Linked DNA regions of Homo sapiens: region 2 is linked to region 1. A link is an interaction called in ENCODE POLR2A ChIA-PET data of the cell type or tissue named here. Cell type or tissue: endothelial cell of umbilical vein. All regions are shown on one strand. Each heading gives the region's core, and the rest is flanking DNA. Links, peaks and the distances in the headings are about the cores only. Region 1 overlaps LOC124902110 (a long non-coding RNA gene). Region 2 overlaps RFX3 (regulatory factor X3).

The links. Peaks named below come from ENCODE experiments on the same cell type or tissue, not always from the same donor. Only the 100,000 strongest peaks of a DNase experiment are listed, where the experiment ranks them.
Region 2: POLR2A ChIA-PET joins it to region 1 with 5 read pairs; 23 of 35 experiments call an interaction of 5 or more read pairs at or near these places.

What each region holds. Positions count from the first base shown.
Region 1 is chr9:3,527,422-3,543,603 of GRCh38, forward strand. All of the region lies in intron 1 of LOC124902110 (a long non-coding RNA gene), which reads left to right. Among named protein-coding and RNA genes, the nearest start is that of RFX3, 9.5 kb to the left of the region's middle. In endothelial cell of umbilical vein, for the core only: no CTCF peak of the experiment used is centred there; no DNase peak of the experiment used is centred there; H3K27ac peaks cover 320 bases.
Region 2 is chr9:3,462,000-3,478,753 of GRCh38, forward strand. The region is part of intron 1 of RFX3 (regulatory factor X3); the gene reads right to left. Among named protein-coding and RNA genes, the nearest start is that of RFX3, 56 kb to the right of the region's middle. RefSeq lists a silencer at 9,910-10,204 and enhancers at 13,603-13,752, 16,272-16,754, 16,494-16,543. In endothelial cell of umbilical vein, for the core only: no CTCF peak of the experiment used is centred there; a DNase peak (open chromatin) is centred at 10,092; H3K27ac peaks cover 282 bases.

The sequences.
Region 1 (16,182 bases), core at 281-2,780:
AGGGATTTGGGCCGGCATGCGTTCACCAGCGCTAAAATAATACTGAGCTCATTCTGTGTCCCAGAACTGGTGCTAAGTGTTTTACATACATTATCTCATGTAATCCCAACAACACCAGTGTTAGGTAATATTCGCATTTGAGGAAAAACAGGCCGAGAGTCCTAAAAGTCGGTGGTTTTAGTTTATGGCTGCGTGCCATAGAATACAAGGTTACCTTGTTTTAGGAACCAGCTACTTTGGGTACGTTTTTAAAAGTAATATTGTTGCCTTTGATAATCTCATGAGTTAGAGATGTTCTTACAATAATAATGTGTTGCAGTAGTGAACAGTGGTGAGCCTAGTGCTAAAGCTAAAAGGTTTCCTGACCCACTGTGGTAGTAAGGGCTTCTAGTCAGACAAATGATTGTGTGGTGACCAGTGTGGGTCCCATTTGACATACAGATGGGAAATGAGGTATACGTTCCAGCTTTATGAAAACTGGTAGTCGTTATGAATATTCTCTTTATTATATTTACTGATAAAGTCCTCATTCCTATAATGGTGTGTAGGGCTGTATGTTCACACTACATGGCTCTCTGAATAGCTTTGTTTTTTTAAATTCCATTGTCTGTTATAGTTTGCCTGTCCCGTCTTTCATTGTCAGCTGTTGCTTTTTATTTTTGTCAGTGAACATAGTTCTATTATCCTTACCGCCCTTTTAATTTATTGCTCTTAATCTGCAGGCAAGAAAACCACATAGTGAACCTTGTGCAAAACTGTATCTCAAGAGTATAAATAGGTACTTCGAGGGACTATTAAAAAATAAGTGCAACCCTTGTGCTAGGACATTATAGAATCAGTTTTAAGCTGCTTAAATTTTTTTTTTTTTTTTTTTTTTTTTTTTTTGCCTTACAGATTTGGTCTTTTCCAGAGTTAGGAATAGATAAATTTCCTGAAGTTAATTCTTGAAAATTTAGAATTTAGAATATTTTCCCATGTTTTAGGATACTTGATGATGATACAATTCTAACCATATTGAGGTTAATATTTGAAATGTTAGTGTTACTGCCTGATAGGGTTTGGCTTTGTGTCCCCACCCAACTCTCATGTGAAATCGTAATCCGAAAGTGTTGAAGGAGGGGCCCTGTGGGAGATGATTGGATCCTGGGGGCAGTTTCTGATGGTTTAGCACCATCCCACTAGTGCTGTTTCAAGAGTGACTTCTCACGAGATCTGCTTGTTTAAAAATATTTACCACTACCCCTCTCTCACCTGCCACAATGTGAAGAAAGTCCTTGTACCCTTCGCCTTCCGCCATAATGGTAAGTTTCCGTGAGACCTCCCAGTCATGCTTCCTGTTAAGCCTGCAGAACTGTGAGTCAGTTAAACCTCTTTTCTTCATAAATTACCCAGTCTCCGGCAGTTCTTTATAGCAGTGTGAAAAGGTACAAATACACCACCACACTGAATCAGATGACCAAGATACCAGTTCAAGCTATAGAATCGAAAATACGGATTTTATATGCATGTATTGTTTAATACTGTAATTAGTTACAAAAGAACCCAGAAACCTTTTAACCCATAGTTATTGCTTGTAGGATTTTTTTTAGCCATTTTTTAAAGCTGCATAGATGCATCTTCACATATGTTGCATGTATGTTTCAGAAATAAATTATTTGCTAAGAAGTCACAGAAAAGACCCAGTATTGGACCACTCTAACAGTTATCACCTATTATAGTGCAAAACACACTGTGTGATCAATAAAAAAAGGTACATAACCAAGCTAAAATTGGGCAGACATAGTTCCTGAATGTAAAATGTTCAACATTATCTATTAATTTAGAATGTTGTGTTTTAACTTGGATTGTTTTTTTCTCTCCGATCAGAATGATTGGAAGAGACATGGAATAACACATTTGTATCTGAACTACTTGAAGAAAAATCTGAAGCCCTGATGATATATATAGATTGTGTATTTCATAAGTTACTTTAACACATTCGTAGTGGTAGATTTCTGTATTATCTATTAGAGTGTTTTTGCCTATTCATATCTACTCCATATTCAAGGACTAATAAGTTATTTCATTATTATACTTTAAAAAAGAAAGGATGCATATGAAAAGATAAAATAGTGCTATGTGATAGGCTTGCTTCTGAAAAATAGTATGAGAGTTTGAAAAGTAATGTATGCTGTGGCACCTTATTGTTGAATTTGTGGTGAATCTTTTTATGAGAGAAATCACACCTGTTTTAAATTTTTTCATTTGATTATATCCTATTTTCTTCAATTGAGAGAGAGATGTAGAGTCTTGGGTTCTCTTATATAAAATGAATGGTTTCATTTGTACCAATATTTATTGAGCACTTATGTGGAATACTGGATAATTTTATTACTCGATTGCTAATTCCCTTTACTAGATCTGAAATTCTGTGGATATGTGATAATTATTTAAAAATGATAAGAGAGTGATAGGGGCCAAGGTAATTCAAAACTGAACATAATTTGCCACTATTCTCTGGAGCACCCTCAAGCCTCCCTATCCCCACCTAAAGTATGATTTGGTTTTGAAAACAGTGCAATAATTTTTTCTGGTAGATTTGTCTTTCTGTGTTTTCTTTAAGTAATACAAACCAGCTGATTACTCGGCAGTTCTGAAGAGTGTGTGTGGCTATGTGTACACACGTTTGTGTGCATGTGTATGTCTTGGAATTACATTTTTACTCCAGCACAGAAAGATGATTATAGAATCATAAGTTGACTACCTTTGCTTAACACCAAATTACCTTTTGATGTACACATGCAGCTTTAAAAAAAAAAGTCTGGGGCCGGGCGTGGTGGCTCACGCCTTTAATCTCAACACTTTGGGAGGCCGAGCGGGTGGATCACCTGACATCGGGAGTTCGAGACCAGCCTGACCAACATGGAGTTACCCCATCTCTACTAAAAATACAAAATTAGCTGGGTGTGGTGGCACATACCTGTAATCCCAGCTACTTGGGAAGCTGAGGCAGGAGAATCGCTTGAACCTGGGAGGCAGAGGTTGCGGTGGGCCGAGATCGCACCATTGCACTCCACCCTGGGCAACAAGAGCAAAACTCGGTCTCAAAAAAAAAAAAATAGTCTGGAAACAATTCAAATGTATATCAATAGGAGGATGGGAAGACAAATTGTGGGCCCAGCACAATGACTTAACACCTGTAATCCCAACACTCTGGGAGGCCAAGCCATGAGGATCACTGGAGGCCAGGAGTTTGAGACTAGCCTGAGCAACATAGCGAGACTCTGTCTTTACAAAAAAAAATTAAAACTTAGCTGAGCATGTTGGCACATGCCTGGAGTCCCAGCTACTTGGGAGGCTGAGGCAAGAGAATTGCATGAATCCAGGAGTTCAAGGTTGCAGTGAGCCGTGATCACACCACTGTACTTCAGCCTGGGTGAGAGCAAGACCTTGTCTTTAAAAAGTAAAAGAGTAAAACAAATTGTGATACAGTCATACGATGGAGTATTATTGAGCAAGTCAAAGGAAAGGACTGCTGATACAACACGGACAAATCTCAAAAACATTGCATTTGGCAAAAGAAGCCAGACACAGAGTACATAGCATATGAATCCATTTATATAAAATTTAAGAACAGGAAAAAGTAATCTGTGTTTAGTATCTTCTTATGGCAGAGGCAGTAGGTTGGGATTTTAGTGGAAAGGATTATGAGGGAACATGGTAGGATGGTGAAAATGTTCTGCACTGTCTCAGCTGCACTAATGACATATAGCTATTAAAATCTATTAATTAAAACAAAATTCATTTCCACTGTCACATTAGCTACATTTTAAATGTTCAATAGCCACATGTGGCTACTGCCTACTAAGTTGGACAGTGCAAATACAGACTTCTGTTATCTCAGAAGTTCTACTAGAGAGTTCTAGTCTAGACCTTGTTTTATGCACATGTTTACATTTTTCAAAATTGTAATTAATATGCATTGTATGCCAGTAATACCTGCCCCCAAACCCTATAAATCATTAATAGAATTTTTATTACTCTATTTTAATCTACTAATTAGCCCATGTTTTCCATAATATTTTTGTTCAACCCTGGGGAGAAAGGATAAATAGTAAAATTCTTGGCAAATTTTCAAATATGTAATTGTGACATACAATAGATAGCATTGATTTTCCGCTCCAAAAAATGAGTTCTGCTGCTTTATAATTTTGAATGCATCTAGAAACAAGAAATTTCTTTTGAGGGCTTAAAGTGAACTCTAGATGAATACAGAAAAAATTTTTTCTATTGGAATCAAGTATCTTAAACGTGGCGATCATACAACCTTCTTCTAAGGTAACACTTAAGAGCGTTTTGGGAGATTTTGGTGCTAGCTCTATGACTAGGTTTAGAAAGTCAAATAAGCTCGGTAGGTAACACTTCAGACTCAAGCCTTTTGGAAGTAGAAGAAAACTAAGTTTGTAAGTGAAGGATAAAAAGACCTGAATGATCTCAATTCTAAAATTCTGATTTTAATGGATTTTAAGAGATGGAATACCAGGTGAATTGATTCAAAATATTAAATATATGTGTTTATATAGTACTTCAGTGAAATTAAGAAAAATTTTTGGTGGAGTAAGTACCTTAATAATGTTAATAAATATTTCTACCAGTGTTTTTTAAGACCTTTGTGAACCCCAAGTAGATTTTTACAAGACAATGAACTTTAACTGTTAAAGATTAATTATTATAAATGAATCAGCAGTTCATGTCAATAATATGTGCTGGAAAGTATTTTCTCAATTATTGTCAATTATATATAAAAAATGATTTTATTTGATCCAAATTCTTTAACTGCCAAATTCTTGTTTTCTTTCTCTCTCTCTCTCTCCCCCTCCCTCTCTCTCCCTCTCCCTCTCTCTCCCTCTCTCTCTGCCCCCTCCCTCTCTCCCCACCTTTCCCTCTCCCTCTGCCTCTCTCTCTTCCTCTCCCTCTCCCTCTCCACTTCCTCCCTCCCCTTCCCTTCCTCCCTTCCTCTACCTTTTTTTTTTCTTATAATGTAATATGTAGTCTGGAGAAAACATCTCCCAAGTTCTGTTGGGCCATTCTCCCTATTGGAAGTATACTAATAGTATCTGCTCACTGGAACATGCCATATATGTCACCTGCCCCACATACTGATATCACAATAATATGTAAAACCTTCATTTAAATTGTTTTTGAATGTGTATATCAATTGTTACAGCATATGACTGAACTTTTTTCATCCTTAAAAATTTTTTTAAGCAATATGACACAACCACTAATGAAGAAAAATAAAGATTACTGATTGACATTACATGTATTTGCCTCTTGATGCCTTGTTTGTTTTGAAAGAGAGAATTTACGTGCGTGCAATATTTTTCCAAAAATTTTTTTTTAGCTTACTAACATTTTTGTTTTGAGGGCAGGGAACAGAAAAATACACATTTTACAGTGGGGTGTTTAAAACACTTGCCCGCAAGTACTGTTTGAAATGTTATGTGGTACTACTGTCATAAAAGAGATTAAGGGCCAGGTGCCATGCCTTACACCTTTAGTCTCAGCACTTTGGGAGGCCAAGCCTGGGCAAGAAAGACACCCTGTCTCTACAAAAAAATGAAAAAATAAATTAGCTAGGCATGGTGGTGCGTGCCTGTAGTCCCAGCTACTTGGAAGGCTGAGGCAGGAGGATTACTTGAGCTCAGGAGTTCAAGGATGCAGAGCCATGGTCACACCACTGCACTCCAGTCCCGGTAAAAGAGTAAGACCCTGTCTCAAAAAAAATTTAAAGATTAAGGCCATTTTAAAGACTTGGTTTGAAGACTTCCAACCCCATATAATATTAAACACATTAAAATACATCCACATCACATAAAATATACATGACTAAAAATTGAGTTTAAAAATGACAATAATGGTATGTTTTGTAGACATTAATTACATAGTTATTATTTGCCACTTTTCATATTTTGAAGTCAACTTTTTTTTTTTAGATCCCCAACATTTTCAAAAGACCTTGAGAACTGCATAAATCCTAAGCATAGTGATTGATGGATAAAATGGCCCTGAAATAATAGTGGCAAAAGTGAATTTAAAACAATTTGTTTCTTAGGCTTTTTTTTCCTTCTTCCTATAAAGGGAGGGATTAGTTAATAGATCCACTGAGATCATTATAGTGAACTTTGTGCTAGTTTCACAAAGATCAGAAAAAACTAATAAAAGGGTGATTACTTAAGTGTACTTGAACTCATTACCCTAATTTGGCACTACAACCTTCATTAAAAATTGATATACTTCATTATGAAAAAATAAAGACAGTTGGATTTGCTTTATAGGGTTATCTTACTTGTAACTTCAAATGTGTGACACAGTAATTATAGACTACTTGTTAAATGTTACATCATTTTTCACCCAGAAGTAACAACCTTTAGAGGAAAAACACTAATTTGTTTGAAGATTGATAATAGACAAGAAATGTTAAGTGAATAATAAGATTATAGAAAACTGTATGACAAAGATTTTTTATAGGGTTAAACATGCCTATTTTGAAAGTGGATAAGTTTAAGATTAAATTCCTCCTTAAATGAAATAAGTAAAATTGCATAAAATATCCATATCATTTTCTTTTGAGGCAGTACTGTCTCAATGACCCTACAATGAAATACAAAGAACTGACTTTCTGGAAAAGCCAGAAACCATCAGCGTCTAAGGAACCAGCTGCAGAGGTGGCAGAATTGAATGATGTATATAATAAGTGGATCTACACTGGAGCTTAATCTAGGTGGAAGTTCTTCTCACTGCTGAGAGCACATTAAGGAAGTATCTATTATAAGAGTAATTTCTATAAGACTATTTTTAAGTTAACTTAGTTGTACAATTAAAACATAACTTGTTAGCATCTCTTGAAAAAGCCATACCTCTGTATTTGACAATCATCTTTGGAAAAGAAACAAAATTCTGAAAGTTTATTGTAGACTTCAAAAGATATAACGCTTACCTGCCAGAAACAGGTAAGACAGGCTGGAAGTTGTAATAACTTTTGGAAAGGAAGTTGACAGGAACGTTCCTCGAATATCCACAATCTTAATCTCATGTCAACTATAATGAAGCCATGTAAAGGTGAGAAAAGGAAGAAACATTATCATAATCTACCGAGATGATTACTATGATCTTTTTTTTTTAAAGTATTGTGGTCTCATGGGTTGATTGGTTTTTGTTTGTTTTTTCGTTTGCGTAGAATGAGCCAAAAGGAACAGGGAAGCACTAGTCCTAGAGGTAAGATATGGTTAAGACTTGGGTTAAGGCTATAACTAGGAATAGTGAGAGAGGATATATTCTAAAAAATACAGTGGAGGAAATGTTTACAGTACTTGAAAATGTCAAGCATGGTCAATTTTCTAATACTTACTGAGGACCGGCTATCTCTGCTATACTAGTTATTATGGACACGTGGAGATAAGGAACAAGGAAGAGTGAAAGATACAAAAGAACTTCCTTGTTGTGCCAGATTATCTTCTATTTGTGTCTCCATATTCACTCTTGACTCTTTTTTACCCACCTTTCTAGAAAGCTGACCTTCATGCATTCTGACTACATCATTGCTTTCTGGCTGCCAGTTGGTTTCCATCAGTGGGCAGCACTGGCAGGAGATTGGAGACGTGGAGAGAGGAGAGTAAAGTCAGGTTTTTTATTACCCTGTCTCCTACCTTGCAAAGTTGCTTCAAGATAGCCATATCCATTGACTTAAGAATTCTGATAAAGGCTCTTTCCCCTCTTTAGGCTTATGGGTAGTAACAGTTCCACTGCTCTCTAGGTTACTGCACCATTCTTTCAGTTTCTCTACACCCACATCTTGGTAAATAGGTCCTTTGTACTTAAATTCGCATCAAATTGCCCTCTTTCTAGTGTATCATCTGTTTCTTGTTGGGACTTTGATAACACTAAATAAACTCACAGACTGAAAAATTTTGCTTGAGTTGCCATAACAAAACACTACAGACTGAGTAGCTTAAACAACAGAAATTTTTCTCACACTTCAAGAGACTAGAAATCTGAGATCAAGGTGTCACTGCTTGACACCAAGAGATGGTCTCTTCTGAGGCCTTTCTCACTGGCTTGTAGATGTCCATCTTCCCCTTGTATCTCCACATGGTCTTTCCTCCGTGTGTCTGTGTTCTATCTTATCTTCTTATAAGAACATCAGTCATATTGGATTAGGGCTCACCCTAATGACCTCATTTTAACTAAATTATTTCTTTAAATATGCTACCTCCAAATACAATATGAGGCACTACTGGTTAGGACTTCAACATATGAATTTGGATGGGACACAATTCAGTGCATAACAGACTAGTTGAGGAAGAAAGGCATAAGATAAATGAGAAAATAATATATCAAGATTATGAGTATAGGTATGAATATAAGAAAAGGACAATATTGGACTTACTCTGAGCAGAACATTAGGAAGGGGAAAAGATAAGACTTTTTTTTAATAAGCAGTTTTATAAATATGCAAATTTCAGTGACAGATTCAAGTAGAGAGGCACATACAAAAGAAGTCCCATGAGCTAAGAACTATCAGACCAGGAGACTGATCTAGGAGCCATGTAAGTAACAGAATAACAATAATTACCAACATTTATGAAGCATTCTGACAGATTATTAGTTACCTGCTCCCCTTCTTTTATGAAAACAGAATTATTCATGTTTTGGGCTGAGCCGGAAGACTTCCTTTCCTGGTTTCCCTTAAAGTTAGATGGAGTCTTATGACTAAGCTCTTGTCAACTAAGTGTTCACAGGGCCACTTCAAAAAAAATTTAAGGCAGATTGCTTAAGTCCTTCACCCTTTCCCCCTCTAATTTTCATCCCCTTCTCTATCCCATTGTTTAGAAGAAGGATGCCACCAAGCCACACACATGGAGCAACAGAGTAGGAGACTAAGACCATAATGAGTGTGAGGCTACTACACTGGTCTGCATTATGTTTACATGAAAAAGAAACATCAATCTTGTTTTCTGTCTCACAGTTAATCCTAATTAACACAAACATTTTCTATGTACTAGGTACTGTTCTCAGTTTGTATGTATTATTTTGCTTAATCCTGTAGCAATTCTATATGTAGATTACCATTATTATCCCCTATAAGGAAACAGAGAGATTAAGTAATTTTCCCTAGACAGCACACCTCATTTTTGCTGAAGTTAGGTCTTGAACCAGACTAACAGACTATGACTACGGAGTCTGCCTTCTTAACTGCTATGTTGAACTACCTGCCTCTTGTCTCTAATCCTACACCCAACCCTTTTGCATCTAAGAAACATAATTTTTTTGTTTTTTTTTTTTTTACTTTTTTTAAATTATACTTTAAGTTTTAGGGTACATGTGAACAATGTGCAGGTTTGTTACATATGTATACATGTGCCATGTTGGTGTGCTGCACCCATTAACTCGTCATTTAACATTAGGTATATCTCCTAATGCTATCCCTTCCCCTCCCCCCACCCCACAACAGTCCCCAGTGTGTGATGTTCCCCTTCCTGTGTCCATGTGTTCTCATTGTTCAATTCCCACCTATGAGTGAGAACATGCAGTGTTTGGTTTTTTGTCCCTGTGATAGTTTGCTGAGAATGATGGTTTCCAGCTTCATCCATGTCCCTACAAAGGACATGAACTCATCCTTTTTTATGGCTGCATAGTATTCCATGGTGTATATGTGCCACATTTTCTTAATCCAGTCTATCATTGTTGGACATTTGGGTTGGTTCCAAGTCTTTGCTATTGTGAATAGTGCCGCAATAAACATACTTGTGCATGTGTCTTTATAGCAGCATGATTTATAATCCTTTGGGTATATACCCAGTAATGGGATGGCTGGGTCAAATGGTATTTCTAGTTCTAGATCCCTGAGGAATCGCCACACTGACTTCCACAATGGTTGCACTAGTTTACAGTCCCACCAGCAGTGTAAAAGTGTTCCTATTTCTCCACATCCTCTCCAGCACCTGTTGTTTCCTGACTTTTTAATGATTGCCATTCTAACTGGTGTGAGATGGTATCTCATTGTGGTTTTGATTTGCATTTCTCTGATGACCAGTGATGATGAGCATTTTTTCATGTGTCTTTTGGCTGTGTAAATGTCTTCTTTTGAGAAATGTCTGTTCATATCCTTTGCCCACTTTTTGATGGGATGGTTGGTTTTTTTCTTGTAAATTTGTTGGAGTTCATTGTAGCTTCTGGATATTAGCCCTTTGTCAGATGGATAGATTGCAAAAATTTTCTCCCATTTTGTAGGTTGCCTGTTCACTCTGATGGTAGTTTCTTTTGCTGTGCAGAAGCCTTTTAGTTTAATTAGATCCCATTTGTCAATTTTGGCTTTTGTTGCCATTGCTTTTGGTGTTTTAGACATGAAGTCCTTGCCCATGCCTATGTCCTGAATGGTATTGCCTAGGTTTTCTTCTAGGGTTTTTATGGTTTTAGGTCTAACATTTAAGTCTTTAATCCATCTTGAATTAATTTTTGTACAAGATATAAGGAAGGGATCCAGTTTCAGCTTTCTACATATGGCTAGCCAGTTTTCCCAGCACCATTTATTAAATAGGGAATCCTTTCCCCATTGCTTGTTTTTGTCAGGTTTGTCAAAGATCAGATGGTTGTAGATATGCGGCATTATTTCTGAGGGCTCTGTTCTGTTCCATTGGTCTATATCTCTGTTTTGGTACCAGTACCATGCTGTTTTGGTTACTGTAGCCTTGTAGTATAGTTTGAAGTCAGCGTGATGCCTCCAGCTTTGTTCTTTTGGCTTAGGATTGACTTGGCAATGTGGGCTCTTTTTTGGTTCCATATGAACTTTAAAGTAGTTTTATCGAATTCTTTGAAGAAAGCCATTGGTAGCTTGATGGGGATGGCATTGAATCTATAAATTACCTTGGGCAGTATGGCCATTTTCACGATATTGATTCTTCCTACCCATGAGCATGGAATGTTCTTCCATTTGTTTGTATCCTCTTTTATTTCATTGAGCAGTGGTTTGTAGTTCTCCTTGAAGAGGTCCTTCACGTCCCCTGTAAGTTGGATTCCTAGGTATTTTATTCTCTTTGAAGCAATTGTGAATGGGAGTTCACTCATGATTTGGCTCTCTGTTTGTCTGTTATTGGTGTATAAGAATGCTTGTGATTTTTGCACATTGGTTTTGTATCCTGAGACTTTGCTGAAGTTGCCTATCAGCTTAAGGAGATTTTGGGCTGAGACTATGGGGTTTTCTAGATATACAATCATATCATCTGCAAACAGGGACAATTTGACTTCCTCTTTTCCTAATTGAATACCCTTTATTTCTTTCTCCTGGCCGATTGCCCTGGCCAGAACTTCCAACACTATGTTGAATAGGAGTGGTGAGAGAGGGCATCCCTGTCTTGTGCCAGTTTTCAAAGGGAATGCTTCCAGTTTTTGCCCATTCAGTATGATACTGGCTGTGGGTTTGTCATAGATAGCTCTTATTATTTTGAGATACGTCCCATCAATACCTAATTTATTGAGAGTTTTTAGCATGAAGTGCTGTTGAATTTTGTCAAAGGCCTTTTTTGCATCTATTGAGACAATCATGTCATTTTTGTCTTTGGTTCTGTTTATATGCTGGATTACGTTTATTGATTTGTTTATGTTGAACCAGCCTTGCATCCCAGGGATGAAGCCCACTTGATCATGGTGGATAAGCTTTTTGATGTGCTGCTGTATTTGGTTTGCCAGTATTTTATTGAGGATTTTTGCATCAGTGTTCATCAGGGATATTGGTCTAAAATTCTCTTTTTTTGTTGTGTCTCTGCCAGGCTTTGGAATCAGGATGATGCTGGCCTCATAAAATGAGTTAGGGAGGATTCCCTCTTTTTCTATTGATTGGAATAGTTTCAGAAGGAATGGTACCAGCTCCTTCTTGTACCTCTGGTAGAATTCAGGTGTGAATCCATCTGATCCTGGACTTTTTTTGGTTGGTAAGCTATTAATTATTGCCTCAATTTCAGAACCTGTTTTTGGTCTATTCAGAGATTCAACTTCTTCCTGGTTTAGTCTTGGGAGGGTGTATGTTTCCAGGAATTTATCCATTTCTTCTAGATTTTCTAGTTTATTTGCATAGAGGTGTTTATAATATTCTCTGATGGTAGTTTGTATTTCTGTGGGATTGGTGGTGATGTCCCGTTTATCATTTTTTATTGCATCTATTTGATTCTTCTCTCTTTTCTTCTTTATTAGTCTTGCTAGTGCTCTATCAATTTTGTTGATCTTTTCAAAACACCAGCTCCTGGATTCATTGATTTTTTGAAGGGTTTTTTTTGTGTCTCTATTTCCTTCAGTTCTGCTCTGATCTTAGTTATTTCTTGCCTTCTGCTAGCTTTTGAATGTGTTTGCTCTTGCTTCTCTAGTTCTTTTAATTGTGATGTTAGGGTATCAATTTTAGATCTTTCCTGCTTTCTCTTGTGGGCATTTAGTGCTATACATTTCCCTCTCTACACTGCTTTGAATGTGTCCCAGAGATTCTGGTATGTTGTGTCTTTGTTCTCGTTGGTTTCAAAGAACATCTTTATTTCTGCCTTCATTTCGTTATGTATCCAGTAGTCATTCAGGAGCAGGTTGTTCAGTTTCCATGTAGTTGAGCGATTTTGAGTGAGTTTCTCAATCCTGAGTTCTAGTTTGATTGCACTGTGGTCTGAGAGACAGTTTGTTATAATTTCTGTTCTTTTACATTTGCTAAGGAGTGCTTTACTTCCAACTATGTGGTCAGTTTTGGAATAAGTTTGATGTGTGGTGCTGAGAAGAATGTATATTCTGTTGATTTGGGGTGGAGAGTTCTGTAGATGTCTATTAGGTCTGCTTGGTGCAGAGAGCTGAGTTCAATTCTTGGATATCCTTGTTAACTTTCTGTCTCGTTGATCTGTCTAATGTTGACAGTGGGGTGTTAAAGTCTCCCATTATTATTGTGTGGGAGTCTAAGTCTCTTTGTAGGTCTCTACAGACTTGCTTTATGAATCTGGGTGCTCCTGTATTGGGTGCATATATATTTAGGATAGTTAGCTCTTGTTGAATTGTTCCCTTTACCATTTTGTAATGGCCTTGTCTCTTTTGATCTTTGTTTCTTTAAAGTCTGTTTTATCAGAGACTAGGATTGCAACCCCTGCTTTTTTTGTGTTCCATTTGCTTGGTAGATCTTCCTCCATCCCTTTATTTTGAGCCTATGTGTGTCTCTGCACATGAGATGGGTTTCCTGAATATAGCACACTGATGGGTCTTGACTCTTTATCCAATTTGCCAGTCTGTGTCTTTTAATTGGAGCATTTAGCCCATTTACATTTAAGGTTAATATTGTTATTTGTGAATTTGATCCTGTCATTATGATGTTAGCTGGTTATTTTGCCCATTAGTTGATGCAGTTTCTTTCTAGCTTCGATGGTCTTTACAATTTGGCATGTTTTTGCAGTGGCTGGTACCGGTTGTTCCTTTCCATGTTTAGTGCTTCCTTCAGGAGCTCTTTTAGGGCAGGCCTGGTGGTGACAAACATATTTTTTAAAGCTGTAGTCTAAACAAGAGAATCTTGAATTTGGGACAGTTCCACACAGTGTACCAGGGAAAATAGCTTACATGAAAAAATTTGGTAAAGATTTCTATATAACTGTAATCTTATTTTCTTTCTTATTTTAGTCTAAATTTTGCCTAAGTTGCTTTGTCTTTTGAAATACTGATAATGTGTTTCTTTCTAAAATTAATTTTTAAAGAAGACTTTACTCTGGAGACCCTCTTGTGGAGGCTCTCTGTAAATCTAAAAGGCAGTCTCTTCCTAGTTATCTGACTGTGATCAGCCCCATAGGGCAAGGTGTTTTCGATCTGTGCCACAAAGGGCCTTCCCTTGGCCATATTCTGCCAGAGTCCTTCTCAGAACCCCAGCTGGGATAATCTTTGGTGCAATCCAAGGACAACTTCTGCACTTAATTGTCAGATTTCTCTTGAGAAAGACTCAGCTCTCAGTCAGGAATCAGTCCTTATGGTGACAGTCTCTGTTGCACTCCCCTTAGCAGCAGGAGAGCTTTAAGAGTGTTACAGGGCTTTGTTAACCCCTCTCTTATAGAAACTGGAGAAAAAGGGATTTTAAGGGTGTCTTGATTTTTTTTTTTTTTTTAGTGTTTAGTAAGAGGAAAAACTGGACCTGGGATATTGTTCTATTCCCTTCCCATCTGGCCACATAAAAGGTTTCAGAAAGGCCATCGGATCTACTTGGAGGATATTAATGCATTAAAATTCTCTAAAGAAATGAGGCATTAAATAAGGAATCCATTTATCCACTTGAAGTAAGTTCAGAAGGAAGAACACAGAAAACTACAGACCTATGATATCTCTCACCCAATTTACTTTCAGGCTATAAGTAATACTGATAATCAAGAACAGCTTTATTAGGAAGAGATTTTGAAATCTATTCCAATACATACTGTGGTTTTTAATTTCTGCTTCTAACCAATTTTTTCAGCTAACAAAGGTATTGGAATAGTACATTTATGATAATCAGTATTGTTGTGCCATCCTGGGGATATAAAAGAGTTCTTAATCCTTTATTAAAATATAATTCACATATAATAAATTCACTCCTATTAAGTATACAATTAGATAAATGTTAGCAAAGTATGCAGTCATTTGACCACCACCGCAATCAGATATTGGACATTTCTATCAACATCAAAATCTTCCTTGTGCTTTTGTAGTCAACTCTCTCTTACCAATTACCTCACCCCATCCCCAGGAAAACTTTGATAAGCTGCCACTATATTATTCCTTTAACTAGAATGCTACATAAATGGAACATACAATATTTAAATTTTGCTGGGGGGTGGGTGCTGTGGCAGAATGTTTCTGACATTCACCCATATTGTTGTGTATATCAATAATTCATTTGCTTTTATTGCTGATTAGTATTCCATTGTATGGATATACCAGAGTTTGTTTCAGATATTTGTTATTATGAATATTGCTACCATCATTATATATAAGTGTTCTTGCCACAATAATGCTGCCACAATTCATGTATAAGTGTGCCTGGAGATAGATGTTTTCATTTCACTTTTACAGACGCCTAGGAGTGAAATTACTGGGTCATATACCAAGTGTATGTTTAAGAAATTGCCAAAATGCTTTCCTAGTGCCTTTATCATTTTGTATTCCTCCCAGAAATGTGTGAGAGTCCTAATTGCTCCACATCCTTGCCAACTTTCATTGTGGTTTTAATTTGTATTTCCCTAATGACTAGTAATGTTAAGCTGCATTTCCTGTGTTATTGACTTGTCCCATTTCTTCTTTTGTGAGATATCTGTTCATGTTTTACCCCCTCCTTTTTTTTTTTTTTTGTTTGTCATCTTCTTCTTGGATTATAAAAGTTCATATATTTTGGACACAAATCCTTCATCAGACATACATATTTTGCAAATATTTCTCCCAGTGTACGGCTTGCCTTTTTACTTCCTTGAAGGTATCTTTCAAAGAACAAAGACTTTAATTTTGATGGTCTAATCTGTTAATATCTTTTTTTATTGTGCCTTTTTTGTTTTACCTAAAAAGTCTTTGCCTAATCCAAAATTTATCTCATCTGTTTCCTTAACACAGTTTTATTATTTTTGCTAAGTTTAGGTCTATGAGAGGTTTTGAATTAAGTGGTGTGTAAGATATGAGATAAGGATTAAGGTTCACAACTTTCCATACAGATTGTTTCATATCCTATTGTTTCAGCACCATTCATTAAAAAGACTACTGGTCTCCACTGAATTCCCTTTCTATCTTTATCAAAAATAAGTTGTCCCTATGTATGCGGTTCTATTTTGGGATTCTCTATTCTGTTCTATTGATATGTTTGTCTATCTTTACCCCAATACCACACTATCTTGTATACTGTAAATTTATAATTTTGAAATCAGGGAGTATTTTTGTTTTTCTTTTTAAAGGTTGTTTTCTATATTATAAGTCTTTTGTGTTTCCATATGAATTTTAGAATCAATGATTTGGGTTAACATTGTGTTGAATCTACAGAATAATCTGGTAAGAACTGACATGTTAATAATATTAAGTCTTCTGACCCATGAAAAAGGTACATATCTTCTTTTATTCTGGTCTTCTTTAATTTCTCTTGGTAATGTTTTTTAGTTTTTGGTATACAGATCTTTCACTATTTTT
Region 2 (16,754 bases), core at 8,529-11,028, 57 kb before region 1:
TTGTGTTTTCCGATTCATAATTAAGTTGGGGTTTACTCCTCCTGAAAATAAAAGACGGAACATTCCCCAACTCATTTTATGAGACCAGTGTTACCCTGTTTAAAAAAGAAAAAAGTGACAAGCATACTACAAGAAAATTTAACTACAGGCCAATATCCCTTAGGAAGACAAATAACAAAATATCTGTAACAAAATCCTATCAAACCCAGCAACATACATATAAACAGATAATGACAAAATGGGATTTATTCCAGAATTCAAGGTTGCTTTATCATTAGAATATCAATCAGGATATTTCACCAGATTAACAGACTAAAAGAAAAAGTATAAGGTCATCTCAATTTAACATTCACTCATAAATAACCCTCAGCAAACTGGCAATTGAAGAGAATTTCCTCAGCCTAATAAAAGGCATCCAGAAAGAAACTATAGCTAACATTATACTTAATAGGGAAGGACTGAATATTTTCTTTCTAATATAAGAGGGCAAGGATATCCTCCCTCCCCATTTTTACTCAACGCTGTAGGTCCTAACCAATGCAATAAGGTAAGAAAGATTAATGAAAGGCACACAAATTAGAAAAGAAGTAGTAAAAACTGCCTTTATTTGCAAACAACATGATTGTCTATGCAGAACATTTTTAAGAGTTTACCAAAAATTAAATAAAGCTATTAGAAACAGTGCATTTAGTAACATTACAGTGTTACAAGGTCAAAATAGAAAAAGTGTACCATACTTCAATACTAGTCATATTGTATTTAAATACTAGCATTGCTAATATTGCATTGCTAGCATTACAATAGCATGTGATGTCACTTATAATAGTATTAAATATATAATGGGAATAAAGTTAACAAAAAATATATGCAAGAATTATCCACTAAAAACTGCAAGACACTGGTAAGGGAAATTAAAGACTTAAGTAAAGAAAGAGACATATCATGTTCGTGGATCATAACACCCAATATTGTTTAATATATTAATTTTCTTGAAACAGATCTACAGAGTCAATGCAATTCCAATCAAAATCCCAGTAGGCTTTTAAAAATGTATATGAAAATGTAGAGGACATAAGGTAACCAAAACACTTTTGAAACACAAGAGAAAGTGGGAGGGATTATATATTACTTAACTGTAAGACTTTGAGCTACAATAATCAAGAAAATAGGGTATTGTCATAAAGACAGTAATTAAAAAATGGAATGGGAATAAACCCACACATATATATGGTCAACTGATTTTTCAATGAAAACGCTAAGGTAATTAAATGGAAAAATTATTGTCTTTTTCAACAAATGGAACTGGAACAATCACATACCCATCTGGAAAGATACAACACCTCATATCATATACAATAATTAACTCAAAGGGTATCATAAGCCTAAAAATGAGATTATAAGCTACTAGAAGAACATACAAGGCAATCTAAATGATATTCGTTTAGATAAAAATCTTTAGCACTCCACAAAAAGCACAAAGGAAAAAAATCAATAAATTGGGCTTCATCAAAATTAAAGACTTATTCTTTGAAAAGGCACACTTAAGAAAATGAAAGCACAAGCCCACAGACTTGGAAAAAAAAAAATTGGAAAACATATCTCTGATAAAGGACTTCTATCCAGAATATGTAAATATATATACAGAACTCAATAAGAAGGAAACAAAGAACTGTTTTTTTTAAAACTAGGGGCTGGGCACTGGGGCTCATGCTTATAATCCCAACACTTTGGGAGGCCATGGCAGGAGGATCGTTTGAGCCTAGGAGTTCAAGACCAGCCTGGGCGACATAGGGAGACCCCAGTATCTACAAAAAGTTAAAAAAAATTAGCCAGGCATGGAGGTACACGCCTACGGTCCCAGCTCCTCAGAGGGTGAGGTGGGAGGATTGTTTGGGCCTGGGAAGTCAAGGCTGCAGGGAGCTGTGATCATGCCACTGCACTCCTGCCTTCATAAATAAAAATGAAAATAAAAAATAGGGAAATGGTTTGGACACTTTACACAAGAATATATGCAAATGACCAAAAACTACATGAAAAAATGTTCAAAAAATTAATCATTTTAGGGAAATACAAAGTAATGTAACTGTAATGAGTTACCATTACACCTTCATTAGAATGATAGCTAAAATAAAAAGAACTGTTAATACCAAGTGTTGACAAGGATGTAGAGCAACTGCCAGGAATGCAAAATGGTACAGCCACTTTGGAAAACAGTTTGGCAGTTACTTCGAAAAGTTAAAACATACCCTTATCATATGACTCAGCAATCGCTTTGTACACATTTATCCGAGTAAAATAAAAACATATGTCCATAAAAACACTTATATTGCATAACACTGTGTTTGTATAACTGTTTTATTCATAATAGCTAAACCCTGAAAAAGAAAAATTCCATCAAATAGTTATCAGAACAACCAAATTGCGGTATAGCCACACAGTAAACTACCACTCAGCAATAAAAAGGAACAAACTGCTGATACATATACAGCTAAAATCTAAAAGAGGCCAGGTGCAAAAACTACATACTGCGTGATTCCATTTATATAAAATTCTAGAAACAGCAAAATTGTAGTACTATAAAGTAGATCTGCGGTTGCCAGGAGCAATGAGATGGGGTAAAGGATTGACTACAAAAGGGCAGGAACAAACTTGTGGGGGTGATGGAAATGATCCATATTTGGTTGTAATGGTGGAACACAATTGTATACATCTGCCAAAACTCATCAAATTGTACACTTAAAATTGGTGAATTACACAGTAAGTAAATTATATCCCAATAAAGCTGATTTAACAAATAAAAGCAATGAAATATATGTTGAAGACTTTTATACTGGTGGGAATGTTTGATAACTTACCCATCCAAGAAACAGTTCCAATTTGTTAGATTTGAACACATAAACATGTAAATACTTAAAAAAAAAAAATTCAAAAGTTATCGGTGGAAAGGTAAGTGTCTCTCTCACCCCTATGACTTCTATGCCTTTTACCACTTAATTTATATTCACAAGCAAACAATATTGATATATAAGGACCTGTTCCTAATTAAGGTATCTATATGTTAAAGGGGTGCTTTATTAAAATAGAAGAATCACTAACTCATAACAATATGCAGGTCATTCTTTTCCAGAGGGGAACCTTCCCCAAACCCTTGCAATCTGAACTCTTTACCCCTATAAATCAAGAGTATCAGTAGTCTGACAGCATCTTAGTATCTCACTTCTAACAACCTGCCAATCCTTGTTCTAATATCTCGTGGCAAATATAAACCATTTCTTATATGTTAACCTGTTTTGCTTTTTTTCTTTTTTTGAAACAGAGTCTCACTCTGTTTCCCAGGCTGGAATGCAGTAGCATGATCTCAGCTCACCACAACCTCCACCTCCTGAGTTCAAGTGATTCTCCTACCTCAGCCTCCTTAGTAGCTGGGATTACAGGCATGCACCACCATGCCCAGGTAACTTTTTTTTTTTTTTTTTGTATTTTTAGTAGAGACAGGGTCTCACCATTTTAGCCAGCCTGGTCTTGAACTCCCGACCTTAGGTGATCCACCTGCCTCAGCCTCCCAAAGTACTGAGATTACAAGCGTGAGCCGCTGCACTTGGCCCATATGTTAATCTGGATATATTACAAGTTCAATGAAAATATCCTTAAAGAGTAACTACAAAAATCAAAGCTATTATTCCTATTATACAGGAGTTTACAGTATACAAAGAAGAGAAGGTATGCAAACAGGGCATTTTTATTAATAATACAAGATACTATATATCTCAAAATAGAGCAGTGAGTGGTAAAGATAGTAAGTATTGCTATGGTGAAAAAAAGAAAAAGCAAAAGTGGACTCAAAGGAGATAGGGGAACTTGACTATTCCTAAAAATCAGGATTTGAAAAAAAAGTGAAGGACAGCATTCTTAGCAGGGCAAAGAACAGGAGAATGATGTAGCTGTGACCATATGAACAACATTTTCAGTGGTCAGAGTAGAGACAACATATTTGAGTTGGAAAATAAGAGAGAAATACAAGATTGGAAGTACAGAATTTATTCAAACAGCATTCATTAAGTACCTATTTATGCCATGCATAGTACAGAAATGAGCAGTTTGAAAAGAAATTCCAGACTAAGAAATTTTGTCTTTTTACTCTGTAGCAGGAAAATAGAGTTCTAAAGAACTCATGGCAATTTCATATAACATTATTTTAACCAATCTTGGCAACAAATAATTTTAAATAATAGAAAAACAGAGACTCAGGAAGGTATACATATATGCTTAAGGTCATATAGCCAAAATCAAAGCAAAAATCCCACATCTTCCTATTCCTAGCTCCATGCTCCTTGTCTTGCTCTACTGGCTATATCCTTTAGTACTTTTCATTTTCTCAAGCAAATAATAAATTATTAAAAGAAAAAAATGTGATGCAATAAAAGCAATGTTTTAGTCAAATGCATATGGCTAGGTTGTACGGGCTGAATTAAAAGATGAAGAACATGGAAAAAATGAAATCTATTAGTATAGGTTGGCACAAAAGTAATTGTGGCTTTTGCCAATTACTTTTGCACTAACCTAAAGTTACTGTAATAATCTAGGAATTGGTGGTAGCAGTAGGAATGGAAGCCATTGGATAGGAGACTTTGTATAAAAAGATTCAATTAGATGTCTTATTTGAAAATACCAAGAGATTCAAAGATAACTAGGTGATTAGTAAGTAGAGCCACTGATAAAATGTAAATGTCAAGAAATGAGTCTATTTTATTGGAGAAATCATCTACTGTGGTCAAATTATTGCCCGAAGTCAAAGATATTAGATCAAACATTTTATAAGTTTCTATCCCTGAAACAGAATAATCCAGTTTACTACCATCCTTGGATCTTTTATTTACAAATACTTATCATTTTCTGTCTAGACTTAAAGCTTAGACACCACCCTCTATCCAACCCCCGGAGGTATTCATATGCATAAAGCCCAATAAGAGTTTATGCCTACTTCCTGGAAACCTCTAAGAGAAAGCTGATATACCTAAATCTAAAGAATTATATATATATATATATATGTATATACATACATATATATAAGTATATATGTATATACATACATATATGTAAGTATATATGTATATACATACATATATGTAAGTATATATGTATATACATAATATATATGTATATACGTATATAATGTATATATGTATATACATATATAATGTATGTGTATATACATATATAATGTATATATGTATATACAATATATATTATATATACATATATATGTACATACATACATATATATACATATATATACACACACACAAATATATATATGTGTGTGTGTATGTACGTGTGTGTGTGTGTAATTAAGTCTATCACTGAGCCAAGGCTTTCTTTCAAGGCATCAGGGTTTTTTGTCAGTCATAAGTAAAAGACTAATCTCTATATCATACATTAAGGCTTGCAACTGAGAAAGTATTTTAAAACCTACATAAAGATAAATCTATCTTCCCTCTTACATGAAAATTATTTCTCAAGGAAAGGTTATATTCATAACTTCTTCTAAGGTCCTGAAGAATTCCATTCACTTATGATATTAATTTATTAATGAAAATACTGGACTAGTAGCTCTTTATTAATTATAAATCAAGACATCCAACAGAATAACTAGTCTTCAAAAGAGGACAACAAAGAGGGTGAGGACCAAAGAAGAAAGAGCTAAACCCAAGTAAAAGCATATGCAACCTGGAATGGAAAGAACAGAGGACAATGCTGCTCTTTGCAATGGCCAGTAGAGGCTGCCAGTGTACAAGCACACATAGGGCTTCCCCTCCCCGCCTCCCACAGACACAGAGTTGTCAACAAAATAAGAAACATTTCCATGGTATAATATGAAGCCCAGCACTCTAGGCTCATCACAGAGCATCATGCAGCAGCAATCACCAAGTGTCCTTGCAACCATGGCTTCTGGGTATGTGTCATGGGAACAAAAGAAAGCCAGAATATTTTTTGAGTACTTCTGAAAGATGATCGCATTTAACCACTGTCTGACCAAAAGAAACTACCAATCCTATGTGATTACCTTTCCAGAAACGATGCCTCAAGTTTTACAGACATGTGAAAATGGGTATTTTCCATGAAAGATAACTCAATTTAGGGCCTTCAAAATCTTTATTTGAATAGATGTATTACTCGGCTTCTTCAAATACAGTGAATTGTTACAGCTAAAGGACTCAGTTACTGAGTACAGAGACACAATTTGATCTAAAATTTGTAAGTATCATTCTTAAATAACAAATACTAACATACTTAAAAGGAATTTATTGATATTTGGCAGTCAGGTGAGATTCTGTCCATCTGTGCCCCTCACCCAGAGCCAAAAACACAAAGACACTCAAGTACACCAAGTGGCAATCACTTTTTAAAATTCATTTCATGAATCTGCTCTACAATTTTAAGAATTATGTATCTGGCCCTTTTTGAGCTCCACAACACTGCTATTTCTTGTAGAGAGAAACTTTGCTGTCAATCACTGCTCCCTTTTGCCACGCAAATATGTGCTGCAGCTTTCACTTGTCATTCCTATTATATGTAATGTAGGCAGCTTAGCACTAAATCAATTTAAGGAACTGCAGGAGTTAAATACATACATTATTATTTTGATGACAGAAAAGGCAATGAATGTCTTGCAGCTCCATTTGCTTTCTTTGTTAAGAAAGAAAAAGCTAATTATCTGCAGCTGTCAACCATGAAGACCTAGACCTATTTAAGTCAACATTAGCCTTGGACAACTGAAAATATTTCTCAGATTTTTACCCGATTGTTTTCCTTTTGAAAAAAAAAAAAAAAAGAAAAAAGAAAAAAAAGAAGAAAAACCGCATACTTTCATTACAAAATATTAAACATTCTAAAGGGCAATGTAAAAACAAGTTGAAAAATGTAAAACTACATAGTTGTATCCCTTTTCAAAACCAATTCATTTAATATTTTTTAAAACTGCCTGTCAGTTTTTCGTAATACCCACTCTCTAATTAGTGTAGCCAAAATTTAGAAAAATGCAAAGCATCTCCAGATAAATTCATTAAAAAAACATTCAAGTGAAAGCCCAGACTATTGGTTACAATGAAACTATGTTACAGATGATCAAGGGATAAATTCTGTTCATTTATTTAACAAAAAGAGAAAGAAAGAAATACATGTCCAAAGTTGAACTGCTGCAAAAAGACAGAAAATGCATACTGAATTTGTGTTCAATGTAGGAACACAAATACGTTATGCTTCTGTGTTCATATACTATTTCATATACATTATTTTCTTTACCTACCAATCTTCTATTTTCTAGTCTAGTACCATTAGAATCTAGAAATACTTCGTTCTGAATTTTCTTTTTTCAAATTTAAGGATCAACTTGGGTATTTTTCCAGGACACCCAATAAGGATGAAAACAATATTTTCAATAAGTCAAAGATAAAGTCAATATATAAACTACGAAATCTCTCAATACTGGGTTCTAAAAAGTGCAGAAAGGTCATTATTCTTGATTGTGAACATAAATTTGTTTTGCACTTGTTTTTACTGGGTCAATGATAAAATATTATTTTCCTATTATTTTCTTTGGAACAGCTCTTCTCATGGGAATACACTTAAAACTATTTTACAATTTCACATTAAAATACTGTCCAGTTAGCTTTCAAATAATTTTTTAGACACCAATATAAATTCAACCGTACAAAATCAACAATGAAAGAAAAACAGGACATATGACCCAAAATAATTATAGTTTTAAAAATTATAGATCATGTTGCAGTGAGCTGAGATCGCGCCACTGCACTCCAGCCTGGGTGACAGAGCGTGACTCCGTCTCAAAAAAAAAAAAAAAAATTATAGCTCATGTGTAAGTCCCTAAACCAGCCTTAAAAAGGAAGCCTTTTCGAAGTACACCTAACCGACAACTCCAAGATGCTGATTTGCCACAAGCACCCCTGCAATATTCAAGGATCACTATTGTAATCCCAAGTCTCAAATGTGTTAGAGACAAGAAAGAGAAGGTCAAGAACCATTAGTATAAATAGCATAAAAATCAAACACATCTCAGATCCAAAGAATGATATGTAAAAATGAAGAGCCAGTCAGGTTTAAGTATAGACACAGACATAGCCTATGTGGTAAGTTAAAACAACAATGGTAGGTTAAAACAACAACAAAAAAACAGCATAGCTATGTGGCCACAAAATACTAAGTAAATATTTCACTGTCACAAACTAGTAACTGACAGGGCAAGATTCCATCTCAACTTTTCACAACAAAGCCCAGATTCTTTTCTTTTTTTCTTTTTCCTTTTTTTTTTTTTTGAGACGGAGTCTCACTCTGTCGCCCAGGCTGGAGTGCAGTGGTGCGATCTTGACTCACTACAAGCTCCGCCTACCGGGTTCACGCCATTCTCCTGCCTTAGCCTCCCGAGTAGCTGGGACTACAGGTGCCCACCACCACACCCGGCTAATTTTTTCTTTTTTTCTTTTTTTTTTTTAGTAGAGACGGGGTTTCACCATGTTAGCAAGGATGGTCTCGATCTCCTGACCTCGTGATCCGCCCGCCTCGGCCTCCCAGAGTGCTGGGATTACAGGCAGTGAGCCACCGCACCGGGCCAAAGCCCAAATTCTTTTCACAGCCCGATACTAGCTCCAGAGTTCTTCTCTGACATGGCTTTACATTTTCAGAAATCTGTATCTATTGTGATTGAGAGACAGTTGCTATCCTTTACAATTGATGATGCTGGTGAGATGTTATCATCTATGCATATAAACAGAGTACAACTGACAAAAGTATTAGGAGGTGATCCTTGTCTTTAAATGAGCAGGATAAGATAGATGACCTTCACAGGGCTCTTCTAGCATTCTAACATTCTATGAGTAATTTATCTTATTAAGATGTTTGGGAACAGATAAAAAATCTCTGGCTATTTCTTTTCTAACTTTCTGAAATCTGTTCAAGATAATAACTCCTACCCCATCACTATTTTACAAAAATTTAAATATAGTATCTACATTAATGTAATTCTCACAAATCTGTGATGTTGATTATTTTATACAGATGAGAGTACTGAAATTCAAAAAGATTGTGGTGCTTTGGCCCAAAGCACCAAATTACTAAACAGCAGAGCAATTCTAAAGGCAAATCTGTCCCACTCACAGCTCAGGACATTTACCCTTATATATATTAGATGCTGCCATAATAACAGCATCCATTTGTACATCACTGTACCTTTGTCACCTGTTCCCTAACTTTGTCCTCAGAACAACCCTGCAATAAAATAAGGCAAGTAATATCATTCTGGCATCATTTTACAAATAACTGAGTCTTGGAGAATTTAAATCACTTGCTCAAGGATCCTTACAGAGTAATGGTAAAGCCAAGTCTCAAACAGAGGTCTCCTAATTCCAAGTCTAGTGTTTCTTTTGTCACTATATCTGACTGTCAATTACAAGTTTGGCTTCAACATATCTTTGAAACATTTCTATGCCTACCCTGCTTAAACTTGTCTCTCTAAGTGTGAAATTCATTAAGTATAATTGAACTCATGAAAGCATTGTTTATGCCTATGTGTGGCATAATCACTTATGTTCCCAATATAGAATTACGTTTAAAATATATCTGTCTAAGACTTTTAAGAAAATTCTCACCCAGATTTTGAATGATCAAGAATAAGGTGGCTAGTTATTAGAAAAAATCCTCCTTAAATCCCAGCAAGGGGGAAAAAGGGATGCCTAATTTGGGAGTTTGTTGAATTATAAATCAGCCTTCTCCTTACATCCAATTTATAGAACAGACAGCAGTACTGCCTAGAATTCTGTCTTCACTTCTTCAGAATCTTTCTACCAAATGCACTGCGATTACTGAATGATCTTATTTAGTAAACCAGCTTCTTGCCCCTTCATTAGGTCCTAATCTAAATTATAGTATAAAGACATAGGTTTTCTACTCGTGGCTGACTTATGATAAACAGCACTGGCTGGCCATGTGGCCTGATGAGGTCCTGGGACACAGAAGGGTCTTTTTTTGGACTTTATCAGTCTTAGGGCAGGCAATTTATTTTGAGCCAGAAAAATAAAATATAATCTTAGGCCATCTGGTTCTGTAACGCACTGTATTTGTTTAGAAAGGTCACTGTTGTCAAGTTATTGAATGTTATCTCTGGAATTGACAGGAAGAGGGAAGTTTTTGAAAGAAGGCCAAGAATATTAAAGCACCGGATATTAAGGTGTAAAGCAGTATTTAAAAGCTTGGGCTTTAGTGTTAAACAGACCACAGCTCAAATCCTAGCTCCACCACTTACTACTTAAATGACCTTGGGCAAGTCACTTTCTTTCTTAATTCAATTTTCCCCATCTATAAAATCTAGATAACACACCCTAGTGAGATACTGTAATGAGAAAATGATGTAATACATATATGTCACTAGCTCATAGTTATCATTCAAAATTTATGTAATAATTATTTTCAGTATAATTTTTGTTCTAATTTTTGTTTTACCTGAAACCAAAATTTTCATTACTTTTATAAACACTTCTCCAGACAGCAAAGTATAATTCCAATACAGAATCACAATTTATACTATACAAAAGATACGGATTTAGAGCCTATCCCTAACAAAAACTTCAATCTATCGTAAGGATTTAAGCAACATTCATTTCTTTGTTAAATCAGATATGTAGCAACCATTATTTTGTCAGTGAAATGATTGAGTTACTGTGTCAGTGAAGAATGAATACTAGGCTTATCAAATCCCTATCTGAACAACTTCAGGGGGACCAATACTGCTGTTTTATTGGACAACTGCTATAGTATCCTGATGTTCCTATGCAATAGTTATTTTCTGTACATTATGTAGTTTTCTATTAATGTTGCACAGCAGTATTATGATCCAACTACTGCAGTAACGAGATGATCCAGAGTTGACTTAGACAGGCTATTCAGGCCCTTTCCTTTTGTGAGATTAGCAATGTGGTTAAAAATATAGTAATAATTAAAACACTCATTAAAAAATAGCTCAATCAAAACTCCATCTAGAATGTTGCTGAGGAGCAACAGTTTCGATTCAGCATGCCAGAGTCTGGATCGACTTATATATCCCTTAAGAATCTCAATGGTAGGCAAACACTTCACCTGTGGAATTATCTCCACACATAATTGGATTTCCCAAATCAAAGTAGGCACTATAAGCCAGGGCAAAAGCTGCAGTCTTAGGCTAGAGAAGAAGATTTCCATCTGTTTTCTACTTCAAGTATTAGCTGCTACAGAGTTTCCCCTTTGGTGTCATAATAACAGGCACATATTTTTCATATGAACTACTGGGTTCTCTTATTTCTCCACAATACTGAACTGAGAGATCTGAAAATCACTAAAAACATATTTCTAACTCTGGGGTCTAGCCAAGAAGACTACCTACAGACTAACAAAAGTCTAAAACATGCGTACTGAATTAGGGGTTATAAAGATAAATGGATCCAAGAAATATATAAGCCTACATAGAATAATACACATGAGAAGCTCTCTTGATCAAGCTTCACTTACCCAGCTTGCTATGTAAACCCACATTGTTCATTTCCTCTTTAACCATACTGACAGATGCCCACAGAATACTGAAAACTCACAGCCTGCAGGAGTCTCTCTAGCATGCCCCTCAACACTTCTGCTCCCAACTGCTGAGCTGTATATTCACTCAGAACAATATTTGTTCCAAAACCTCAACAGGGGAGTTTTATTGTTATTGTAATTAGCTAATTTAATTAAATATCACATAAACCATAAAAGCAAAAATAAAAGGTCTTGTATCTTTAAAAACTAAGTCAAACGCATTGAAAAGACTTGATAAAGGCAAGTCACTGCAAAATACTGCTGTTGAAATAGGCAAAGATAAGAGAAATATTTTTAAACCTGGGAAAAATAATAAAATATAGAATATAATGTTTCTGAAAATGTAGCATGGAAGCCAAGCATAGAATACTGAGCCCCACCTTCCATAGTTTCTGATTCAGTAGGTCTGGAGTAAAACCAAAGAATTTGCATGCTATGAAATTCCCATGATGCTGAGGCTGCTGGGCTGGGAACCACACTTTGAGAACCACTGCTCTGCAAGTGTCTCAATTTTTTAATCTATATTAAAGAAATAAAGCATAAACTGGATATGACTTGTTATAGATGTAGATTTATATAAGACTTGCAGTTCCAATCAGCAAGCCTATATTGAAAAAAAGGCCCTTGGTCCTAGTCACAAAAACAGTCTATTTATACATTTTGCACATTTCAAGTTAAAATGTTAGTGAGAAGTATGCAGCACTTTTTATGACCTACTGTTTTAACTTTTTCTATTAACAGTCAAACTACAAGAACCAATCTCATCAGAAAAGATCCCTTGTCAAATACAGACTATGAAAGTACCACTGAAGTTTCAAAGTTCCTTTACCTACACCATTTGCAAGAAGGAAATTCCGTGATTGTCTCATTGGTTATAAGACTTCCCCGAAACACAAACTCATAGAAGCTCATAATATCAATGACGCTTTTAAAATTAAAGTTAAAAGGTTTAGTATCACTGTCTCCAATTTATAGATGAGATTACTGACTCAGAAGAAACATATCTAAAAGTAAGTCAGCCAACAAGTGGCAGCCAAGACTCTGAATACAGATTTGTCTCCAGAAACAGTGCTTATTTGCCCAAACCACAAAATATTGCAGTATAATCTTTAAAAGAATCAAAGACAGGTTTGCAACAATACACCATTAGAACCCTAATCAATCTAAATGTCTGTGAAACAGAAAATGACCAAACTAGCAGCCAGGTATGGTGGCTCATGCCTGTAATCTCCGCACTTTGGGAGGCCAAGGAAGGAGAATCACTTGAGGCAACCAAGAGTTGAAGACCAGCCTGGGCAACACAGGAAGATCCCATCTCCACAAAAAGTAAAAAATTAGCTGGGTGTGGTGACACATGCCTATAGTCCTAGCTACTCGGGAGGCTGAGGCAGGAAGATTGCTTGAGCCCAGGTGATCTAGGCTGCAGTGAGCTATAATTGTGCCACTGCACTAACAGCCTGGGCAACAGAGCAAGACCCTGTCTCCAAAAAAAAAAAAAGAAAGAAAAAGAAAAAGGAAGGAAGGAAGGAAGGTAGGTTGCCAACTATAAACAGTTATAAATGGATGCTTATAAGCATTATATCTTCATCTTGAACACTGTAGGGTCCAGCCCCACAGGGTCAGTGGGTTTTTCTCCCCGTGTGCAGAGACGAGAGATTGTAGAAATAAAGACACAAGACAAAGAGATAAAAGAAAAGACAGCTGGGCCCGGGGGACCGCAACCACCAAGACGCAGAGACCGGTAGTGGCCCCGAATGCCAGGCTGTGCTGTTATTTATTGGAAACAAGGCAAAAGGGGAAGGGTAAGGAGTGTGAGTCATCTCCAATGATTGACAAGGTCACATGAGTCACATGTCCACTAGACAGGGGGCCCTTCCCTGCCTGGCAGCCAAGGCAGACAGAGAGAGAGGGAGAGAGAGAGGACAGCTTATGCTACTATTTCTGCATATCGCATATACAGCGTATGCAATAGCATACGCTATTATTTCTGCATAATATTACAATATTGTTTCTGCATATCAGAGACTTTTAGTACTTTCACTAATTTTGCTACTGCTGCCTAAAAGGCAGAGCCAGGTGTACAGGATGGAACATGAAAGTGGACTAGGAGGGTGACCACTGAAGCACAGCATCACAGGGAGACAGTCAGGCCTCCAGATAACTGTGGGCAGGCTTGACTGATGTCAGGCCCTCCACAAGAGGTGGAGTAGAGTGTCTTCTCTAAACTCCCCTGGGGAAAGGGAGACTCCCCTTCCCAGTCTGCTAAGTAGTAGGTGTTTTCCCTTCGCACTGACGCTACCACTAGACCACAGTCTGCTTGGCAACAGGCATCTTCCCAGACGCTGGCGTTACCGCTAGACCAAGGAGCTCTCTGGTGGCCCTGTCCAGGCATGACAGACGGCTCACACTCTTGTCTTCTGGTCACTTCTCACTATGTCCCCTCAGCTCCTATCTCTGTATGGCCTAGTTTTTCCTAGGTTATGATTATAGAGCGAGTATTATTATAATATTGGCATAAAGAGTAATTGCTACAAATGATTAATGATACTCATATATAATATATATAATATATACATATAATTCATATGATATTCATATATAATCATGTCTATGTAGATCTAGTATAACTCTTGTTGTTTTATGTTCTTTATTACACTGGAACAACTCGTGCCCCTGGTCTCTTGCCTCGGCATCTGGATGGCTTGCTGCCCACAGAATATAATCATAAACATCATCTATAAGCTGAACTTATTAAGTGCCAAGAGAGGATCATCAAATATAGGGCACTGGAAGGTAGCTAGTTTATCAGCATTGATGCAAAGTTTAGTATTTATGGACTGCTTGAAAACAGGGGAAGAGATGAAGTAGCTCAGTGACAGCAATCACCATTAAGATGATGCCATTAAACCAAGTCAATTTTAGAAACTAGAGGCACAGACAAACAGCACCTTATCTCTGCCTTATAAGGTAGTGATGCATTCATGTTGTATTATAAATTCCAGAAGAGAACCATATCTGTAAAACTATGAAGGAATCCATCTTTTATGTATCATAAGCCCATCAATACAACTTTATAAGAATTGCTTTATTCAGTTGTGTTTTAAATAACTGGAGAAAAAAATGTTACAAACAAAAACGCATTTATTGGAATTGACAGGAAGAGGGAAGTTTTTGAAAGAAGGCCAAGAATATTAAAGCACCGGATATTAAGGTGTAAAGCAGTATTTAAAAGCTTGGGCTTTAGTGTTAAACAGACCACAGCTCAAATCCTAGCTCCACCACTTACTACTTAAATGACCTTGGGCAAGTCACTTTCTTTCTTAATTCAATTTTCCCCATCTATAAAATCTAGATAACACACCCTAGTGAGATATTGTAATGAGAAAATGATGTAATACATATATGTCACTAGCTCATAGTTATCATTCAAAATTTATGTAATAATTATTTTCAGTATAATTTTTGTTCTAATTTTTGTTTTACCTGAAACCAAAATTTTCATTACTTTTATAAACACTTCTCCAGACAGCAAAGTATAATTCCAATACAGAATCACAATTTATACTATACAAAAGACATGGATTTAGAGCCTATCCCTAACAAAAACTTCAATCTATTATTCAATCTATTTGTACATGTCTTTCATAATGCCTGTAGTTACCTTTAACCATTCCTCTTTATTTCTTCACACGGATTAAAATTTACCATTAAGTGTCCTTTCATTTCAACCTGAAAGACTCCCTTTAACATTTCTTAGAGTTCGTGAGAATCCTTTCAGTTTTTATCTATTTGGAAACGTCTTAATTTCACTTTCAGTTTTGAAGAAAAGTTTAGCTAAATAGAGAATTACTGGTTGACAGTCTTTTACTTTCAATGTTGAAAATGTCTTCTAGCCTCCAGGGTTTCTCGTAAGTCAGCTATTAAGCCTATTGAGGATTCCTTGTAACAAGTCATTTTTCTCCTGCTACTTTCAAGATTTTTCTTTAAATTCAACTATGATGGGTCTAGGTATGGATCACTTTGGGCTTATTCAACTTGGATTACAGTGAGCTTCTTGGATGTGTAGCACAGAGTAATATTTTTCAGCAAGTTTGGAAAGTTTTCTGCCATTTTTTTTTAAATATTCTTTCTGCCTCATTCTCATCTTCTGGGAATCCTATAATGTCCATGTTGGCACAACATTTAATGGAGTCACATAAGTCTTTTGAGACTCTGTTCATTTTTCTTTCTGATCCTCACATTGAACAATCTCTATTGACCTAACTTCGAGTTAAAAGATTCCTTCATTTGCCAATTTATATCTGTTGTTGAGCTCCTCTAGTGAATTTTTCATTTCAGTTATTATACTTTTAAGCTCCAGAACTTCCTTGTTTTTTAATAATTTCTATCTTTATTGATACTCTTTCTCTGGTGAAACACCATTCTGATGCTTCCCTTTAATTCTTTAGACATGGTTTCATTTAGTTCTTTGAATGTATTTGTAATAGCTAACTTAAAGACTACAAAGTCTAAAATCTAGGCTCCCACAGGGACTTTTTTTGTTCGTTTTTTATTATTTGTCTCTGTGTGTTTTATTTCCTGTTTCTTTGCATTTCTCAATTTTTGTTAAAACTGAACATTTTAGGTAATATATTTTAACAAATCTCATATCAGATTGCTCCACATTATTCCCCTAAATTTTTTAATCATCAGTGTGTTGTTTTTCTTGATGCTGATTCTTTAGTACTTTCATGAACGAATTTTACAGATCCTGTATTCCCCGTAGTGTGTGGCCACCGAGTTCTCTGCTAGAACTTTTTTTTTTTTTTTTTTTAGGATCTTGTTTTTATTTGTAAGCCTGGCTTCCAAGAAGTCATACCTGGACCAGTAAAATGTAGTAGTCAACCAATGATCATTTAAAAGATTTCCTTAAATGCTTTGCCTATATGTCTTCTACCTTTTGCCAAAGAAATCTTCATGAGAAGTCATACCTTCAAACTTCAGGAAGCTTACAAATAGCACTGATTTTCACTTCCTGCTTACACAGTGCCTCAAGATCAGTCAGAGGTGACATTCTCCTTTCCCAGGTCATTTCCGGGCATGTGTACAGACTTGCACATTGTACAGCCTTTTAAATACCCAGGAATATGCCAGAGCTT